Linked DNA regions of Homo sapiens: region 1 is linked to region 2. A link is an interaction called in ENCODE POLR2A ChIA-PET data of the cell type or tissue named here. Cell type or tissue: Panc1. All regions are shown on one strand. Each heading gives the region's core, and the rest is flanking DNA. Links, peaks and the distances in the headings are about the cores only.

Region 1 (10,614 bases), core at 1,162-9,161, 110 kb after region 2:
CCATGTCTGGCTAATTGTTTTTTGTTTTTGTTTTTGTTTTTTGTATTTTTAGTAGAGATGAGGTTTCACTATGTTGGCCAGGCTGGTCTTGAACTCCTGACCTCATTATCCATCCGCCTCAGCCTCCTAAAGTGCTAAGATTACAGGCGTGAGCCACCCACCGTGCCTGGCCCAACACTTTTTTTCAAAGGCAGATGTCTATTTTTCCTCCTCGTGAATGTAAGGCCAGACTTAGTGACTTCCTTCTAACAAATAGACTGTGGTGGAAGTGACTGTGTGTGACTTCTGAGGCTGGGTTAAAGAAGATACAGCTTCCTCCCTGCATTTTTCTCACTCTTGGATCACTCATTCAGGGGAAGCCATACCATGCTGTGAGGTCACTGAGGAAAACCAGAACGCCCCTGTGGTATTCTGTCATAGCAACGCAAAATGGATTAAGACAATGACAAACCAAAAGAAAACAAACAAAAAATTGTTCATAAATATGCTAATTCATTCATTCAGCATTCATTGCAAAACTATTTTATTATTAGTCATCTATTGCTACATAACAAATTTCCCCAGAACTTAGAGGCTTAAAACAACAATAATCATTTATTCTTTCTCATAAGATATAACTTGGTATGGTGGCTCTCGCTAAGAATTAGCTAGATTCTGTGGGAGGCCTCAATTCCTCTCTAGTTGATACCTGGAGAGGAATTGAGGCCTCCCACAAACAGCCAGCAACCACTTGCTAGTGATGGGAGAAAGCTACCTTGAAAGTGGATTCTCCAGCCCCAGTCAAGCTTTCAGATAGCTGCAGTTCTGGTTGACATCTGAACTGTAACCTCACAAGGGATTCTCAGCCAGAACCACCACACCAAGTTATATCCTGTGAGAGATAATAAATGATTGTTGTTGTCTTAAGTCTCTAAGTTCTGGGATAATTTGTTATGTAGCAATGGATAACTAACCATAAAATATTTTGCAATTAATACTGAATGAACAAATCAGCATATTCATGAACAATTTTTTGTTTTCTTTTGGTTGGCATTACCTTCATGCATTTTGTGTTGTTATCCCAGAATACCACAGACTGGGTTATTTTATTTTATTTTATTTTATTTTATTTTATTTTATTTTATTTATTTTATTTTATTTTATTTTATTTGAGACAGAGTCTCACTCTGTTGCCCAGGCTGGAATACAGTGGCATGATCACAGCTCACTGCAGCCTCAACCTCCTGGGCTCAAGTGATCCTCCCACCTGAGCCTCCCGAGTAGCTGGATCCACAGGTGCATGCCACCATACCTGGCTGATTTTTGTATTTTTTGTAGAGATGGAATTTTGCCATGTTGCCCAGGCTGGTCTTAAACTCTTGGGTTCAAGCAATCTGCCAGCCTCAGCCTCCCAAAGTGCTGGGATTACAGGTGTGAGATACCATGCCCAGCCCAGACTGGGTAATTTTAAAAGAACAGAAATTTATTTCTTAAAGTTCTGGAGGCTGTGAAGTCCAACATTGAGGGTCTGCCTCTGGTGAGGGCCTTTTTGCTGCATCATCTCATGGTGAAAAGTGGAAAGGCAAGAGAGGGCGTGTGAGAGCAAGAGAACAAGAAGTGGCCAAACTCGCTTTTATAGCAACCCACTATCATGATAACTAACCTACTCCTGTGATAATGACATTAATCCATTGACGACAGCAGAGCTCTCAGAAACTAATCACCTCTTATCAGGCCCCACTTCCCAAGACTGTTGCCTTAAATTTTTTTTTTTGAGACAGAGTTTCACTCTTGTTGCCCAGGCTGGAGTGCAGTGGCACGATCTCAGCTCACTGCAAACTCTGCCTCCTGGGTTCAAGCAATTCTCCTGTCTCAGCCTCCCAATTAGCGGGGATTACAGGTGTATGCCACCATTCCTGGCTAATTTTTGAATTTTTAGTGGAGACAGGGTTTCATCATATTGGTCAGGCCGATTTCAAACTCCTGACCTCAGGTGATCCTCCCGCCTTGGCCTCCCAAAGTGCTGGGATTACAAGCATGAGCCACCGTGCCTGGCCTTAAAGATTAATTTTATAACACATGAACTTTGGGGGACACATTGAAACCATAGCAGGAATAAATCAGGAATTACATTAGTAATAATTCCAACAGGTGCCTGAAATTTTCTTTTACATTTTCTCTGTACTTTATGGACTTTCTCAACCATACAAATTGGAGTAAAAACACAAACAAGATAGCACAAATATCTAATCCTAGAAAGACTGTGTTGGTTGAGTGATTTCAATATGAGGAAAGATTAATTATACATGTACTTCCACTATCCACCGCCAAAGATTAGTTGGCATACAAGGCACAACGCTTATGGATCATGAAATCATGATGAAATTTTGGTCAAGAAAGGTTTTTTTTTTTTAAAAAAAAATCTTAAATGTAGATTTTTACCCAATCTTTAAGGCAGTAGTTGATTTACATTTTATTACATGCTTTAACCAAAAGTTTGTACTTTTTGGGTTAAAAAAGCCAAATATTTAAGGGTAATCAACCACTGCAACTGCTTTGTCTTTGTCTCTGTCAACAGTACCCTCTGAATCCTTTCAGTTTCATAGAGGATAAAGAGAATTTTCACAAGGAATCTTAATGTATTAGTCTGTTTTTATGCTGCTGATAAAGACATAAGGCTGAGAGGAAAAAGAGGTTTAATCGGACTTATAGTTCCACATGGCTGGGGAGGCCTCAGAATCATGGTGGGAGGTGAAAGGCACTTCTTTACACAGTGGCAGCAAGAGAAAATGAGGAAGAAGCAAAAGTGGAAACCCCGGTTAAACCCATCAGATCTTGTGAGACTTATTCACTATCATGAGAATGGCATGGAAAAGGCCAACCCCTGTGATTCAATTACCTCCCCTGGGTCCCTCCCCCAACACGGGGAATTCTGGGAGATACAATTCAAGTTGAAATTTGGGTGCGGACACAGCAAAACCTTATCATTCCAACCCTGGCCCCTCCAAATTTCACGTCTTCATGTTACAAAACCAATCATGCCTTCCCAACAATCCCCCAAAGTCTTAACTCATTTCAGCATTAACCTAAAAGTTCACAGTCCAAAGTCTCATCCGAGACAAGGCAAGTCCTTCCACCTATGAGCCTGTAAAATCAAAAGCAAACTAGTTACTTCCTAGATACAATGGGGGTACAGGTATTAGGTAAATACAGCTGTTCCAAATGGGAGAACTTGGCCAAAACAAAGGGGTTACAGGGCCCATGCAAGTCCAAAATCCAGCAGGGCAGTCAAATCTTAAAGCTCCAAAATGATCTCCTTTGACTCCATGTCCACATCCAAGTCACACTGATGCAAGAGGTGTGTTCCCATGGTCTTGGGCAGCTCTGCCCCTGTGGCTTTGCAGGGTACAGCCTCTCTCCCAAGCTGCTTTCATGGGCTGGCATTGAGTGTCTGCGGTTTTTCCAGATGCACAGTGAAAGCTACCAGTGGATCTACCATTCTGGGGTCTGGAGGATGGTGGCCCTCTTCTCACAGCTCCACTAGGCAGTGCCCCCAGTAGGGACTCTGTGTGGGGGCTCCAACCCCACATTTCCCTTCTGCACTGCCCTAGCAGAGTCTCTCCATGAGGGTCCCGCCCCTGCAGCAAATGTTTGTCTGGGCATCCAAGTGTTTCCATACATCTTCTGAAATCTAGGTGGAGGTTCCCAAACCTCAGTTCTTAACTTCCATGCACCCGCAGGCTCAACACCACGTGGAAGCTGCCAAGGCTTGGGGATTTCACCCTCTGAAGCCACAGCTGAAGCCATACATTGGCCCCTTTCAGCCATGGCTGGAGTGGCTGGGACATAGGCACCAAGTCCCTAGACTGCACACAGCACTAGGATCCTGGGCCTGGTCCTTGAAACCACTTTTTCCTCCTGAGTGGTCTCTGGGCCTGTGTTGGCAGGGCTGCCATGAAGGTCTCTGACATGGCCTGGAGATGTTTTCCCCACGGTCTTGGGGATTAACATTAGGCTCCTTGCTACTTATGCAAATTTCTGCAGCTGGTTTGAAGTTCTCCCCAGAAAATGGATTTTTCTTTTCTGTCGCATAGTCAGGCTGCAAATTTTCCAAACTCTTATGCTCTGCTTCCCTTATAAAACTGAATGTGTTTAACAGCACCCAAATCACCTCTTGAAGGCTTTGCTACTTAGAAATTTCTTCTGCCTGGCCTGGCGTGGTGGCTCACGCCTGTAATCCCAAAACTTTCGGAGGCCGAGGCAGGTGGATCACTTGAGGTCAGGAGTTCGAGACCAGCCTGACCAACATGGTGAAACCCTGTCTTTACTAAAAATACAAAAAAAAATTAGCTGGGTATGGTGGCGGGTGTCTGTAATCCCAGCTATTCGGGAGGCTGAGGCAAGACAATCGCTTGAACCTGGGAGGTGGAGGTTGCTGTGAGCTGAGATTGCACTACTGCACTCCAGCCTAGGCGACAAAGCTAGACTCTGTCTCAAACAAAACAAAACAAAACAAAACAGAAAGAAATTTCTTCCACCAGATACCCTAAATCATCTCTCTTAAGTTCAAAGTTCCACAAATCTCTAGGGCAGGGGCAAAATGCCACCAGTCTCCTTGCTAAAACATAACAAGAGTTGCCTTTGCTCCAGTTCCCAACAAGTTCCTCATCTCCATCTGAGACCAACTCAGCCTGGATTTTATTGTTCATATCACAATCAGATTTTGGATAAAGCCATTCAACAAGTCTCTAGGGAGTTTCAAACTTTCCCACATTTTCCTGTCTTCTTCTGAGCCCTTCAAACTGTTCCAATCTCTGCCTGTTACCCAGTTCCAAAGTCGCTTCCACATTTTCGGGTATCTTTTCAGTAACACCCCACTCTACTGGTACCAATCTACTGTATTAGTCCATTTTCATGCTGCTGATAAAGACATACCCGAGACTGGGAAGAAAAAGAGGCTTAATTGGACTTATAGTCCCACATGGCTGGGGAGGCCTCAGAATCATGATGGAAGGCGAAAAGCACTTCTTACATGGCAGCAGCAAGAGAAAATGAGGAAGAAGGAAAAGCAGAAACCCCTGATAAACCCATCAGATCTCGTTAGACTTATTCACTATCACGGGAATAGCATGGGAAAGACTGACCCTCGTGATTCAATTACCTCCCCTGGGTTCCTCCCACAACATGTGGGAATTCTGGGAGATACAATTCAAGTTGAGATCTGGGTGGGGACACAGCCAAATCATATCACTTGACCTGGTGAGATGTAATATTCATTATTCCCTGTTGTAATCCAGCACAGAAGTAATGCCTGATACACACACAGCAGACACTCAAAAATATTATTGAATAAACAAGTGAGTGAATAAATCTCTGTACTTATCATAATCATTCAGATGTTAAATTCTATTCCAGTTGCCTAAGTAGGAATGAATGTACAACTAACACTGGTAGAAACAGAGAAAGTCTGAATTATGCAGCATTAATCTAACAAGTACAGTGAACTACTGTATTATTGCTTGTTTGCTCGTGTTTACATTTTCTTCACAAAAATATAATTTTTGTTTTACAACTGTGTGGTAAATTAGGATATGGCTTATTCTGTGACCAGCTCATTCATCATCTCTTCCAATGTCATTATGGTGTGACTTTCTGAAATGCAGAGACTGAAAAGTTAAACTACGTTTCCCAGGTTCCTTTACTGTTAGAGTTCTAAATGAGACTTAGGTTCCTTCAAACAAATGCATTCACATGGGACCTGAAAAGGAACTGGGCTCCTAATAATTCCCTCATACAGTATATGGTAATTTCCCCTACCTGCAGACTCACCTTCCCCTACCCACAATCTATATGGTTCCAGGAGAGAGTTTTAGGAATCCATCTTTCTGGTCCCAATGGTCATAGAGCTGTTTGGTCTGGACCTGGAAGTGCAAGTGATGGCTCCCTAATTTGGCAGGAGCTTCCTGAAGTGGAAGAGGTGGCATGATTTCAGAAAGTTGGTGGCTACTGGGTGTTAATCCCTGATTCAGCTGGTAGTTTACTATTCTTAGTGGGAGCAGCAGCTTCCTTTACAGCTCAGCTCTAGAGTGTGGCTTTGAGAGTTGTTTCTGGAAGACTGGCCTACAGTTTCTCCAGCCCATCTAATCATACTGTAAGCCATTTAATATCTTGCATTACATCCATTTCTTTTTTTTTTTTTTTTTTGAGACGGAATTTTGCTCTTTTTGCCCAGGCTGGAGTGCAATGATGTGATCTCGGCTCACTGCAACCTCCACCTCCTGGGGTTCAAGTGATTCTCCTGCCTCAGCCTCCCAAGTAGCTGGGATTACAGGTGCCCACCACCATGCCCAGCTAATTTGTTGTATTTTTAGTAGAGATGGGGTTTCACTATGTTGGCCAGGCTGGTCTCGAACTCCTGACCTCAGGCGATCCACCCACCTTGGCCTCCTAAAGTGTTGAAATTACAGGCGTGAGCCACTGTGCCCGGCCACAATAAATCCATTTCTGTACAAAGGAGTAGTAATTTTTTTTTCCCTCTGCCACTGAAACCTAACCCAAAGCAAGGGACTAGGAGGTCCTGTACAACTGACATGATTTATTACTATGTAGATTATTAGAATACAGATGTAATTTAATATTTATGAAATTTCACATATTCTATTGTCAGGGCCATCCAGCTTCAAACAAAAATATATGCTCCTGCAACATTCTACAAATTGATTTTTCAAAAAATCCTACCAAATTTAAATTCTATTGAAGTATTCTTTTATTGTTTTCTAGTGCCATTAGGACTGTGGTTTGCATGCAACAGAATTATACTAGATTTAAGCAAAAGAAAAATGAATTTATATAAGGATACAGGTCATCTCATGAAACTCCAGGGCTAGGAAGTGGTAGAACCTCAGGAATAACCTGGAGCCAAGGATTGCAGTGCTAAAGAGAACTTAGGAAGCCCTCTTGCCAGCTCTCACTCTTTCTCTCTCCTTCATTCTTTCTCATTACTAACTGTAAGGAATACGGCTGTGCTTTGGTCAAAAATAGGCCAAGGTAAACATCCAGAGTGACTCAGCGAGTTTAGAGTGCAGGCGTATAACTCCACTTGTTATCACAGCCATGTAGCCATAACATGGGAAGGCCATTCCTTGACTCTAAGCCACTATTGTCTGTAAAAGGTATAATTGCCCTGATAACACTGTACAGGCATGCTGGAGCCAAGAGAAAGAGAAAGAGAGTCAAAGCTGTCCATCTTTGCAGACAGACAGAGGGGAGCCAGGACACAGCTTGGCTTGCTTGTGCCCAGAGAGAGTTTAGCTGCTGACCCTGAAGGCAAGGGAGAGCCAGCCACGCAGCTGTGTGTGGGAGCCGCCGGACTAAGCAGCCAAGACAGGGCGGACAGTGTGAGAGAGCTGTTGATGAGAGCTGCTGCTGAATAAAATCATCTTTCACCTGCTTATGGCCCCCCTGGGTGTTCTTTCTGCTCATCCACCCACTCCCCTCATACCCCAGCATGACAATTGGCGTAGTTGTGAACTTGACACTAGTGTTCTCTGTATCCTAATCCACTGGCTTAAAAAAAAAAAAAAGCCTCTAGGCCAGACGTGGTGGCTCACACCTGTAATCCCAGCACTTTAGAAGGCTGAGGCAGGCAGATCACTTGAGCCCAGGAGTTAGAGACCAGCCTGGACAACATGGTGAGATCCCTGTCTCTACAAAAAATACAAAAATTAGCTGGGCGTGGTGGCATACACCTGTGGTCCCAGCTACTCAGGAGGCTGATGTGGGAAAATTGCTGGAGCCCAGGGGATCGAGGCTGCAGTGAGCTGTGATCATGCCACTGCACTCCAGCCTGGGTGACAGAGCAAGACCAAATCTCAAAAATAAATAAATAAACCAAAATAAAAGGATAGACAGGTAGACTGAGGCAGAAATCTCCCAGACTCAATTCCAGAGTGTTGAGGAAAGTCCATGAGTAACCAGCTTCAGTCTGGTGCCTAGTTCAGCCAAGCTGCACAACTCTAAAGGGTGCCATTCATCTAAACCTCTAAAGGATGCCATTCTATGAAATAGTGCCCCTGGTGCATATTTTACAGAAGGGAATGTGAATGATGCCCCTTTGGCACCAATCAGCTGGAGTCTGGAGTCCGAGTTCCATACAGGAACTTGGCAATGGGTGCTGTGTTCCTGGAACCATATAGATTGTGGGTAGGGGAAGGTGGATTTGTAGATAAGGGAAATTACCATATACTGTACAATTATTAGGAGCTCAGGAGACAAGTTCATGGATGTGTATTACAAGAATGGTATACTGATTTTAAATATATTAGACCAGGAAGAGACAAATTATGGCCCACAGGCCAGATCCAGTCTGCCCCTTGTTTTTGGAAACATGGTTTCATTAGAACACAACCATGCTCAGTTATTTGTATATTGTCAATGGCCTCATTTGTTCTAGAATGGCAGAGTTGAGCAGTTGCAACAGAGATTATACAGTTCACAAAGACTACAATATTTACTACCTGGTTCCTTACAGGAAAATGTTGATCCTTTGCCTAGATCCTTGATGCCCAAAAGGAGGTCCACAAGCCTGCAGTCTCAGCATCACCTCGGAGCTTCTCAGGCCTTCACCTGGAACTACTAAATCAGAACTTGCATTTAAATAAGATCCCCAGGTGATTCAGAGGCACATTAAAGTCTGAGAAGCACCATGTGAAACTTATCAGTGGGCGCAAGCAATACTATTGAAATATTCATTCACAAACCCTTTTTAGCCTATGGGACACGATGCAATACCCCAGCATATTAGATTAGTGTGCCACTATCCCTGGATTTGATGTAGTGATTTTTTTTTCTGACTACGTCAAGGCAGAGTGTCATTACCATCAGCACAAATTCTTACCAAACATCTGCCTGGACAAAAGGATATCTGGCTACAATTTGTTAGGTACCTACTTATTCATTCAATTATAACAGATATTTATTGAGGGCATACTCTGTGCTAGGCATTGGACCACAATAATGAACAAATTGGCACAATTCCAGCCTTCATGTTGTTGTGGAGCTTTCATGTATCATCTTATCTATTTCTTTTTAAAAGCTTTTAGGTGGATATATTAATCTCCATGAGGAAACTGAGGTGCAGAGAGGCTAAATGACTTGCTCAAAGTCATACAGCCGGTGAGTGGCGGAGGTGAAAATTGAACATAAGATGTAAGTCTTTCTGACACCACAGTTTATGTTTTCTCCTATGCAGCAGTTTCATGCGTTCTCCTATTGCAGTGCCAAAGAGAACTTAAGCGTGATTCTAGGAGATTGTAATCTGAAAGAGATCTACATCCAGAGAACCAGTGTTTTCTAGATAAGAAATGGTCTCCCACTTGCCAGATATAGCCAAGATGATACTGCGTGATTGGGGCAGGTTGAAAACTGGAGAAGCCCAGCTCCTTTCCCAAGACCTTCTCTTCAGAAGCCACACACCTGCTACCTTTATCTGTGAGAGAGACAGATGCCTCTGATTCAGTTACTCCTTCCAGACACTTGGAATGAGAGATGCACCTGAGGCCCTGGGTAGGACAGGAAATGCACTCTCTTAGGGAGAAAAGGGGTTGGGGTTAGTGCTTCTTCCTCCAAGAAACTCAGAGTGAATTCCATTCACTGGGGTCACCTTACCTTTCTAGCTCTCCTTCCCACCTGTTCTACACACCCCTTCAACTTACCCAGCCCTTCTTCCTTGTCTTGCTTCTTAATCATTCCATTGTACTTTCTTGAACGTTCATTCTGAGAACTACAAGTATACCTCTCCTAGATAGTTATGTCCTCAAACTGGAGAAGAGAAATGAAACAGGCAGAGGGAGGTGGGGAGAGGGATGGAGAGACGAGGGCACAAGTGAATGATGGAGAAAGATATTGGGCTGGACCCAGGTAGTGAGGAAGGAGGAAGAGGTTGAACACATGGCTGGTTGAGGGAAGAAGGAAGAGCAGGAATGACAGGCATGGAGCAGGATGCTCTCTGATGGAGCATGAGGAAAAGGATGGCACCGAGAAGCTAGCAGCGATGGGCCAAAAACAACAGCAACATCATCATTCCCATCCCCATCTCTATCTCTATAATAGTGACCATATGAAGTAAGTACTGTAACTACCTCCATTTTATAGTTAAGGCAACTGAAAAATAGAAGGATTAGGTAAATTGTTTCTGATCACATGACTGTAATGACAGAGTCAAGATGAAGACAGAGGCAGGCTGGCTTCAAAATCCATGCTCTTATCTACCATCCTGTCCTGTCTCGCAAAGGCACAATGTTGAAAACAATAGGACATATTTCCCTTTAGATATCCGTGGCCCAGAATTGACCTGTTTGTGTTCATTTCAAGCAAGGCATTTTTTTATTTTTTATTTTTTTGAAACAGAATCTCACTCGTTTGCGCAGGCTGGAGTGCAGTGGTGCCATCTTGGCTCACTGCAACCTCTGCCTCCCAGGTTCAAGCGATTCCCCTGCTCACCACTACACCCGGCTAATTTTTGTACTTTAGTAGAGTTGTGGTTTCACCATGTTGGCCAGGTTGGTCTTGAACTCCTGATCTCTAGTGATCTGCCTGCCTCAGCCTCCCAAAGTGCTGGGATTACAGGTGTGAGTG
Region 2 (10,614 bases), core at 1,431-9,430:
AAGTTTATTTACTTCCAATTGGGGCTTTTTCCATTATACCATGCTGTTTTCAAGACTACTCTCCTTCTTCCACCATTGCTTTTTACCACCAGGTCTTGCTACAACCAGATACTTCATGGTAAATTTAGAAATTTATCAGCCTGGCATCTTAATCAAGATTAAGAGTCTTATGCCAAATCTTATGCAAAGGCGTAAGAATGATATAATGAACCCTGAGGACCTGGGGGGAAAGGTTGGGAGGGGGATGAAGGATAAAAAACTACATATGGGGCTGGGTGCGGTGGCTCACGCCTGTAATCCCATCACTTTGGGAGGCCGAGGCGGGTGGATCACAAGGTCAAGAGATTGAGACCATCCTGGCCAACATGATGAAACCCCGTCTCTACTAAAAATACAAAAATTAGCTGGGCGTGGTGGCGCATGCCTGTAGTCCCAGCTACTCTGGAGGCTGAGGCAGGAGAATTGCTTGAACCCGGGAGGCGGAGGTTGCAGTGAGACAAGATCATGCCACTGTACTCCAGCTTGGCAACAGGGTGAGACTCTGTCTCAAAAAAAAAGCAACAAAACCACATATGGGGTACAGTGTACAATGCTCAGGTGACAGGTGTTCCAAAATCCCAGAAATCACCAGTAAAAAAACTAATCCATATAACCAAAAACCACCTGTACCCCTAAAACTCTTGAAATAATTAAAAACAACAAAAAGATTAAGAGTCTACAGGGCTGTACAAGATAGCAGGGGGCTTCACAGGTTCTTTCTTCCTTTCCTTTCCCTTTCCCTTTCTCTTTGCCTTTCCCTTTCCCTTCCTTTCTTTTCTATCTATCTTTCCTTTTTTTTTTTTTAGATGCAGTCTCTTTTTTTTTTTTTTTTTTTTGAGTCAAAGTCTCGCTCTTGTCCCCTAGGCTGGAGTGCAATGGTGCGATCTCAGCTCACTGCAACCTCTGCCTTCCAGGTTCAAGGGATTCTCCTGCCTCAGTCTCCTGAGCAGCTCGGACTACAGGCGCATGCCACCACACCTGCCTAATTTTTGTATTTTTAATAGAGATGTGGTTTCACCATGTTGGCCAGGATGGTCTTGAACTCCTGACCTCAGGTGATCCGCACACCTCTGCCTCCTAAAGTGCGGGGATTACAGATGTAAGCCATCATGCCGCACCCCACAGGTTGTTTCTAATGCATGGGTAACTAACCTGATTTCTCTATATGAATTTATATTTGTGTCCTTTTCACTTGTTAAATAATTCTGTCTTGTTCTTTAGGTTCATGGGTGTATGTGTTCATCAAGGACAATTGCATGCACTTACAGAGGTAAGACATCAGTAAGTGTTGAAGTAACGTATTTGCCTTAGTTTCAGCATTTATAGTTCCATAGTAAGTGTTGCTTGCATATGTAAACAAAATGTATGTGCATTTATGTTTATGCAAAAATGGCAGTGTTAATAATGCTTTATTCTGTTGCCTGGGAACAATGGCAGTATTTCTTTATATATATATATATATATATATATACACACACACACACATACACTTTAAGTTCTGGGGTACATGTGCAGAATGGGCAGTATTTCTTAATGTCCTTCTATTCCCTCATAATACTTGGTGAATACTCTGACAATATGAGTGCTCAAGTATTAAAGTATTAAGTTAGCTCTTGCTGCCTAGATATGACTCCATCCTAAGCCAAGGGATGACAGCACTTGACTGCAAACTCTCTATGGCAACAAATTACCAGACCACCTGGTAATGTTTGCTGTCCTGATCTAGAATTCCACAGTCCCTGCTGTGGTTTCCTGGTTGGTCTTATTACTTGTTGGAATCAGTTTACATCTTCATTCTCGTTTCATTTCCAGCCTCTGCTAGGCGGAATATGTGATAGTCATTATTCATCCTCCGAGGATCAGAGAACTCTCTTTAGAGCCAATTCAGGTACCAAGTTATCAACTTCAGACCTTGCTTGGGTGCTCCTTGGAAACACAGATTCCTGGAATCTTCTAGGTTTAATAGGTTTGTATAGGGCCTATTACATCTATATTTTTAAAAGCTCCTCAGATTATTTCATGAGCATCTGGATTTGAGAATCTATGTTCTAGATTCTTTTCACATTCCTCCTTGAGAAGCAATTACCAAAGTACAAAGTGAAGAAACTTAGGAAGGAAAGTTGTTTAACAGAATTTGCAAGAGTGTTGGTTTTTTACTGGCTTGGTAACTGGTATTAGTCCTTAATAGCTTATGAAAGAGGGTCCCATGTGCCTCAGTCTCTCTCTTTTCTCAGTTACTGAAGGCACTAGAATGTGGAATGTGTGCAGCTATGCCCTGCCTCTTAAATGGAAAGCCAAAGAAGACAGAATGGTGAAGAGGTTAAGAGCATGGCCTCTGAAGTCTTGATTACATACGTTTGAATCTGTCTGTATCTCAAAGTTTCCATCTGTATAATGGGGATAATAATAATTAATAATACCTGCCCCAGGGAGTTTAGATAGAGAAGATGACCAAGAGCTGAGCCCTAGAATATTTGGGAGTCTGAGGTGAGAGGATTACCTAAGACCAGGATTTCGAGACCAGCCTGGGCAACATAGCAAGGCTCTGTCTCTACAAAAAAAAAAAAAAAAAAAAAAAAAAAAAAAAATTAATAATTAGCTGGATGTGATGGCATGTACCTGTAGTCCTATTTACTCAGGAGTCTGGGGCAGCAAGATTGCTTGAGCCCAGGAGTTTGAGGCTATAGTGAGCCATGATTGTGCCACTGCACTCCAGCCTGGGCAACAGAGTGAGACCCTGTCTCTAGATACATAGATAGATAGATAGATAGATAGATAGATAGATAGATAGACAGATAGATAGATAGATAGATAGATACGTACGTACATACATACATACATACATACATACATACATAGAGTGAGACCCTGTCGATAGATAGATAGATGAATGAATGAATGAAAGTCTGGGGAGAAGGACAGACTGAGAAGGAGCAGTTAGTGAGGTAGGTAGAAAACCAGAAGAACGTGCTGGCCTGTAATGAAAAGGAAAGAGTTTCAAGGAAGGAGTATTAATTGTGGCAAATGCTGTTGATATAATGTTGACCTCACAAGGATGTTGGGAGGATGAAATATAAAATACTTATTTAGTACAGTGCCTGGCATGTATAAATTATTTAATACATGTTAACTCTTTGAACAAAATAACAGTGACTAGTCCCTCTTCTGAACTCTGAATTGTTAATATTTTTCATTTTGTACTTAGTCCTATACCGCTGTTAGTGTCATTAAATTAGACTTTTTACTGAAGTATAACATATCAGAAAAAGTATACATATGAAAAGTACCACTCACAAAATTTTTACAAATGAACACACCCATAACCAGCACCCCAGATCAAGAAACATTTGCCATGTATTTTTTTTCTTGGAAGTGAGTCTATAAATTCTTCAGAGATAAAATTCTCCCCTTCCTTCTGTCTACCAGAGTTCTGACGCTAACAAGCATAAAAGTATTTGATGCATTCCCTGCATGTGTGATTGTTCTCTGAAATGTGAATTCATTGGAAGGGCTGGTGTGTTAATTTTGCCGACAGAGAAGAACATCCTTTAAAATCTGTGTTAAGTTGCATATTTTAAAGCAGGTTGTGGTGGAAATGACAGTAATGAGTGATCATAATGCAATATTCTCTTGGCCATGTTGTACTTAATCTGCTGCTTGTTAGCTTCTTTATAGCCATATAAAACATACAATGTGTACTTTATGGAAGAGTATTTATTGCCAGTCTTTCCAGCAGCATTAATGAGATTTTGACATAGCTTATGATATTAGTAATTTTTAATATGATGTTAATAGACTGGTAGTGATGAAGCCCAAATAGCCAAATGCTCTTGGTTATTTTTAGAAGGGATCAGCAAAGGCCTTGATGGCATAGGTCTTTCGAGACTTCTAGGTTTAATTGCCTTATAATTTGACTTGGCAGCACAACTATATGGTAAGGATAATAAAAAATAAATTATTAAAAATATCTAGCACAGTCCTTGAAACTTAGATGACATTCACCAAATACTTTTCAGTTGGTGGAATGCTTGTCCTCCAAAGTAATGTGAGTACCATTCTTCATTTCTCTTCACATTTATTTGTCAATAATTACAGTAGACAAGCATGGCACTCATTAATACCTATAAAACATTGACATTATTAGGAAGAATATTTCCCATATACATTAGTGATCTGGACTTTCCTGGGCTTGAACCATTTCCATGAGTCTTCTTTGTAATTGTAGACATTAATTGAACTTGGAACAGTCAGACACTTAGTTTTTATTTTTAAACTACCTGTAGTAATGATAGACTAAAGATTTTTTTTTTGGGGGGACGGAGTTTCACTCTTGTTGCCCAGGCTGGAGTGCAATGGCCCGATCTCAGCTCACTGCAATCCACCTCCCAGATTCAAGCAATTCTCCTGCCTCAGCCTCCTGAGTAGCTGGGATTACAGGCATGCGCCACCATGACCGGCTAATTTTGTATTTTTAGTAGAGACGGGGTTTCTCCATGTTGGTCAGGCTGGTCTTGAACTCCTGACCTCAGGTGATCCGCCTGCCTTGGCCTCCCAAAGTGCTGGGATTACAGGTGTGAGCCACCGCGCCCGGCCAGCTGACTCAAGTTTTTAAGCAAACTAGTATTTGTTAAAGTGAAAGCATAGTCTGGGCATGGTAGTTCACGCCTGTAATCCCAACACTTCCAGAGGCCAAGGTGGGCAGATTGCTTGAGCTCAGAAATTTGAGACCAGCCTGGGCAACATGGCAAAAGCCTGTCTCTACAAAAAATACAAAAATTAGTCAGGTGTGGTAGCATGCACCTGTAGTCCCAGCTATTGGAGAGGCTGAGGTAGGAGGATCACCTGAGCCCAGGAGGTTGAGGCTGCAGTGAGCCATACTTGCACTACTGTATTCCAGCCTTGGTGACAGAGCAAGACCCTGTTTCAAAAAATATATAGTGAAAACGGTTTGGTGAAAAGTCACATGAAACCTTTTAAATTTAATGAGTTGAAATATGAATCTGTATTGAGGCTGGGTGCAGTGGCTCATGCCTATAATCCCAACACTTTTAGGAGGTAGAGGCAGAAGGATTGCCTGAGGCCATGATTTTGAAACCAGCCTTGGCAACATAGTGAGACCCAGACTCTACAAAAAATTAAAAAAATCAGCCAGATGTGGTGATACACACCTACAGTCTCAGCTACTTGGGAGGCTGAGACAGGATGATTGCTTGAGCCCAGGAGGTTGAAGGTTGAGAATGCAATGAGCCATGATTGTACCACTGCACTTCAGCCTGAGCAACAGAGAGAGACCTCTTAAAAAAAAAAAAAAAAAAAAAAAAGAATAGGAATGTACCATAAGTATGTCTTTCATTCACAAGACCTAACCTTGTCTTTCACTTAGTCACAAGTATCAGGGAAGTGTAAATCTTTGTTTTTTTTTTAACAGAAAATATAATTCTGTGTATTGGTTAGCTGTTGCCCTCCAGCCACAAAACCTCAAAAGCATACAATAAACGTTTATTTCTCATACATTTCCAGAGTTAGCTGAACTGAGTGGGGCTAGATTTGGCAGTTGTGCTGATCTCAGGCTCACTCATGCATCTGCAGGTCAGCTGGTGGTCTGCTCTAGGCTGAAATTTGCTGGGAGAACTTTGCTCTGGCTCATCCTCCTTCTGGGGCCAGTGGGCTAGACTGGACTTGTCCTTTTTAAGATGATACCAGAATAGCAAGAATATGACAGTCCATTTGCACAACTGATTTTCATGACTCTCCTTATGTTCAGATTTGCTTGGCCAACATCCCATTGGACAAAGCAAGTCACATGCTTGAGTCCAGGGGTAGGAAGTATGCTCTGCCCTTATCAGGAATATGCCGCAAAGTTATGTGTCAAAAGGCACAGATTCAGTAGAAGGCGAAGAATTGGAACCTTTGACAATCAACCATGCCCTGTAAATATCCCAGTCAGCAGATCATAAGTATTTGTGTTTTCTGCCCCATTGGAGAGTAAAGAATTTCTCCCATTTCTTAAACCATAACAACTATTAGTTATTTAAACTCCCACTATGGGCAGAATGCTATGGTTGATACTGTATATTAACTATAATTCTCACAATGCTATAATCTTATTTCTTCCATTTTGTAGATGAGAAAACTAAAGCTTAGAGAAATTAAGTTACTTCCCCAAAGTAGGATTGCATCCAGGTTCATCTGACTTCAAAGTCTATTTCTATTACAACATGCTGTGCTTAATTGATTTTTATATTCCCCACGGTGCTAAGCACAAGATCTTATGTGTGTAGCATGCATAGTATTTGTAGAATTCAATTCTGACTCACTTTTTATGTATTCTGGGTTATTTGGAAAAGATACTTTCTTCCTGGTCATTGGGTGTATTAGAATGTGTTTGGGAGCAAGTAACAGAAAATAGTTAAATGGGCTTTAAACAACAAAAGGACTCATATAACTGGAATTTTAGCAGTTTATTAGATTAAGTATTGATATAATTCAATGGTTAAATTGACGCTGTCCAGAGACCTTATTCTTTCTCTTTGCTCTGTCTTTATGTTGTCAGTTTCATCCTAAAATAAAGATGTCTGTCACTCATAATCAAAAAGTAGCTGCCAAAAACTTACATGGTATATGTTTTCTCTTCTATAGCCAAGATGAGTGGGAGGTTGGGATGGAGAGGAGAGGAAGAAAGAGAGAAGAGAAAGAGATGCCTCTGGATAGATTGTATGTCATCTCAAAGCGCTTTTTCCTTTTAATATTGTTAAGAAAGGCACAGAGAAGGAAATACCGTCAAAATCAAGCAGTTTGGGAACCTGTTAGTGCAGAAACTCTCAGTGGCTAGAAGATTGGGGAACTGGGTAAGGTATATGGTTGTGGAGAGGGTTCACAAATGGCAGTACTCTCTGATCAGGAGAGTCAGCAATTGAATTGCTTGGTGAGCAGGATGTTTTGGGGGTCTCTCTTGCCTTTTCTGCCATGAAGAAAACTATCCAGCCAGGTGCAGTGGCTCATGCCTGTAATCCCAACACTTTGGGAGGCCGAGGCGGGTGGATCACCTGAGGCCAGGAGTTTGAGACCAGCCTGGCCAACATGGTGAAACTCCGTCTCTATAAAAAATACAAAAATTAGCCAGGCATGGGTGGCACAAGCCCATGGTCCCAGTTACTCCGGAGGCTGAGGCAGGAGAATCACTTGAACCTGGGAGGTGGAGGTTGCAGTGAGCCGAGATCATGCCACTACACTCTAGCCAACAGAGCTCTAGGCAACAGAGCGAGACTCTGCCTAAAAAAAAAATTTAAAAAAAAATAAACTATTCTTATTTTCTTCTGTGGCGATGAGAACCACTCAGCCAATTCTGCAGTTGCAGAATATTCCTTGGCCTAGTCGAGGTGATTCGGTCTTTTTACAACAGAGCCATCTCAGTCGAGCAGATGTTTGGTACTGAAAGAAATGCTTTTAGCTAAAGGCTATTGCAGAGAGTTTGTTATTCACATAGCTCTGATCCTCCTGTCACTCCCTATTCCCACCCAACCATACATCTTCTTTCTTTATTAAAGAGTATTAGTGACTTTGGAAATTTCTTGTTTATGCGGGTTGATATGTATTGCTTCTGAGTTGGTTTTGTCAGACTTATAAGAAGCCTTATATAATCAGACAGCTTACAATGAAACTCCATGGGTTCAGTGACCAAACTCATGCGTTATTTATAAAAATGAGCAAGCCAAGGCCATGTCCAGTGGCTTCACACCTGTGACCCCAGCACTTTGGGAGGTTGAGAGGCAGGAGGATTATATGAGGCCAGGCGTTCAAGACCAGCCTAGGCAGCATAGTGAGACCTTATCTCTACAAAAAAATTTAAAAATTAGCCAGGCATGATAGTTTGTGCCTGTGGTCCCAGCTACTCCTGCTGAGGCAGAAGGATTACTTGAGCCCAGGAGGGCAAGGCTTCAATGAGCTAGGATTCTGCCACTGCACCCCAGCCTGCACAACAAAGTGAGACCCCATCTCAAAGAAAGGAAAAGTGAGCAAGGCAGACCCTGATTCCAGTTTTTTTGGTGTGCTGTGATATGTGATATTGTTATTAGTTGTGCCTGCTTCTTATTTTTTTGTGTGTTTCAGTACAGAATATTTTCCTATCCTTATTTACCATGATAAAGATGTGAAGTTGCTTGGTGCCCTGCCTTGGGTTAACTTTGGCAGCAAAGGCATACCTATCTTTCAAGTTTGGGACTGGCAGCTGTTAACCACCACATGGTAGTTTAGAGACACACCAGAGGTACTAACAGTGATTGCATCTGTGATTCAGGTTTTCCTAAAAGGACAAGTGAGGGGGAAACGACAAAGATGTAAATTAGAAAATACACGGGAAGGTAGAGATTCACTTGATACACACCATTTTGAGTGAATCTACTATGGGCTAGGTACTTTGCTAGGCTTTAGGTTTAGGATAAAAAGACATCTGCTCCCATGATCTATTGTTACATAACAAGCTACCCCAAAACTTAGTGGCTTTCTAATTTTAGTTTGCTTGTGATTTTGTAGGTCAGGTATGCAGAAGGGCTTTCCTGGATCTTTGATCCATATGTGTCAGCTGGAGTGACTGAGCTGGCAAATCCATTTCCAAGATGGCTTCTTCATTTGCATATCTGGTGCCATGGTACTCCTTGGTTCTTCTCTTTTTCCACATGGTGTCTCATTCTTTAGATCATCTCCATATGGCTTAGGCTTCCCACAGCATGGTGATCTCAGGATAGTTAGACTGGTACAAACCACTCAAGTGGAAGCTGCAAGCCTTTTATGACCTAGCCTTGCAAGTTCCAGAATGTCCCTTAAGCTGCATTTTATTGGTCAAGCAAGTCACTAAGGCCATCTGTCAATGACCATCTTTAGTTCACTGGAGTGTCTTTCATGAACTCAATGGTTAATGGCTGGGATAGTGAGAAAATTCTTACTGTGCCCTTCCTTAGAAACTGTTTTTTAAAAATCTGTTATCCCATGCTGTTAACTCTCAGATCTCTCTGTATATTAATAGTTGTTACTCATTATAGTTCATTTTCTTTTTTTCCACTCAGTTATTTTGCTAGTGTTTGCAGTACAGCTTAGCTTGGTTACCTTCCCCAAACTGGCCATCCATTCCAACCTTATCATTTCATTTCTTTATTTTTTGAGATGGAGTCTTGCTCTGTCACCCAGGCTGGAGTGCAGTGGCACCATCTCAGCTCACTGCAACCTCCACCTCCCAGGTTCAAGAGATTCTCCTGCTTTAGCCTCCCAAGTGGCTGGGACTACAGGCGCACACCACCACACCCAGCTAATTTTTGTATTTTTAATAGAGACATGTTTTCACCATGTTGGCCATGCTGGTCTCAAACTCCTGACCTCGTGATCCGCCCACCTCGGCCTCCCAAAGTGTTGGAATTACAGGTGTGAGCCACTGTGCCCGGCCCTTATCATTATTAGAATCCTTGTTCTTGGCCGGGCACAGTGGCTCACACCTGTAATCCCAGCACTTTGGGAGGCCAAGGTGGGCAGATTACCTGAGGTCAGGAGTTCGAGACCAGCCTGGCCAACATGGTGAAACCCTGTCTCTACTAAAAATACAAAAATTAGCTGGGCATGGTGGCACATGCTTGTAATCCCAGCTACTCGGGAGGCTAAGGCAGGAGAATCACTTGAGCCTGGGAGGCAGAGGTGGCAGTGAGCCGGGATCGCACCACTGCACTCCAGCCTGGCAAACAGAGCAAGACTGTCTCAAAAAAAAAAAAAAAAAATCCTTGTTCTCTTATTAGAATCCTTTGTTCTTTGGGGTTAGTTTTGATTTTTTCTCATCACTTGAATTTAATCGGTCCGCCGTCTTTTCCTATTTTCTTCTTTGTGATATCTTTCTGATTATTTTTCTTTCTCTTCATTCCAAAGCCATAATATTATTTCATGCCTCAATTCCTACAAATACTTTTTTTTTTTCTTAAGAGACAAGGTCTTGCTGCTCTGTCACCTAAGATGGAATACAGTGGCACCATCATAGCTCACTGCAGCCTCAAACCCTTGGGCTCAAATGATCCTCCTGTCTCAGCCTCCCCATTAGCTGGAACTACAGGTGCATGCCACCACACCCAGCTAATTTTTACATTTTTTGTAGAGATGGAGTCTCACTATATCACCCAGGCTGGTCTCGAACTCCTGACCTTAAGGGATCCTCCCACCTGGGCCTCCCAGAGTGCTGGGATTACAGGTGTGAGCTATCACACCTGACCTGTTTTCTTCATTTTGACATACTACTATCTGAATAATCATCATCAAGCACACCTGATAATGTGATGCTTCTGTCTAAAAAATTATGTTTCCTATTCTAAATTCTCTCTAATCTCGTTTGATAATACGAATCCCTCCCTTAGTTACATGGGTCTTTTTGCTCTCTTCTATACATTCTTGCTTTAGGTGTCCCTTCCAGTACTAGGAATGTCCTTATCTCTCTTCTCTCCAAGCTGTGTCAAATCCCAGGTTCTCTAATGGAACTAAGTCTCCTAGATAGAGCTTATAATAATACTCTGTGTGGCTGGGCCCATAGTATATGCTTAGTGTGTG

What was found. Peaks named below come from ENCODE experiments on the same cell type or tissue, not always from the same donor. Only the 100,000 strongest peaks of a DNase experiment are listed, where the experiment ranks them.
Region 1: POLR2A ChIA-PET joins it to region 2 with 13 read pairs; 2 of 35 experiments call an interaction of 5 or more read pairs at or near these places.

The regions. Positions count from the first base shown.
Region 1 is chr1:45,262,958-45,273,571 of GRCh38, reverse strand. No RefSeq gene overlaps it. Among named protein-coding and RNA genes, the nearest start is that of LINC01144, 36 kb to the left of the region's middle. In Panc1, for the core only: no CTCF peak of the experiment used is centred there; a DNase peak (open chromatin) is centred at 6,991; H3K4me3 peaks cover 276 bases; H3K27ac peaks cover 1,883 bases.
Region 2 is chr1:45,376,607-45,387,220 of GRCh38, reverse strand. It overlaps TESK2 (testis associated actin remodelling kinase 2), which reads left to right. Exons shown (of 11, transcript NM_007170.3): 4 at 1,261-1,309. Among named protein-coding and RNA genes, the nearest start is that of TOE1, 42 kb to the right of the region's middle. In Panc1, for the core only: no CTCF peak of the experiment used is centred there; no DNase peak of the experiment used is centred there.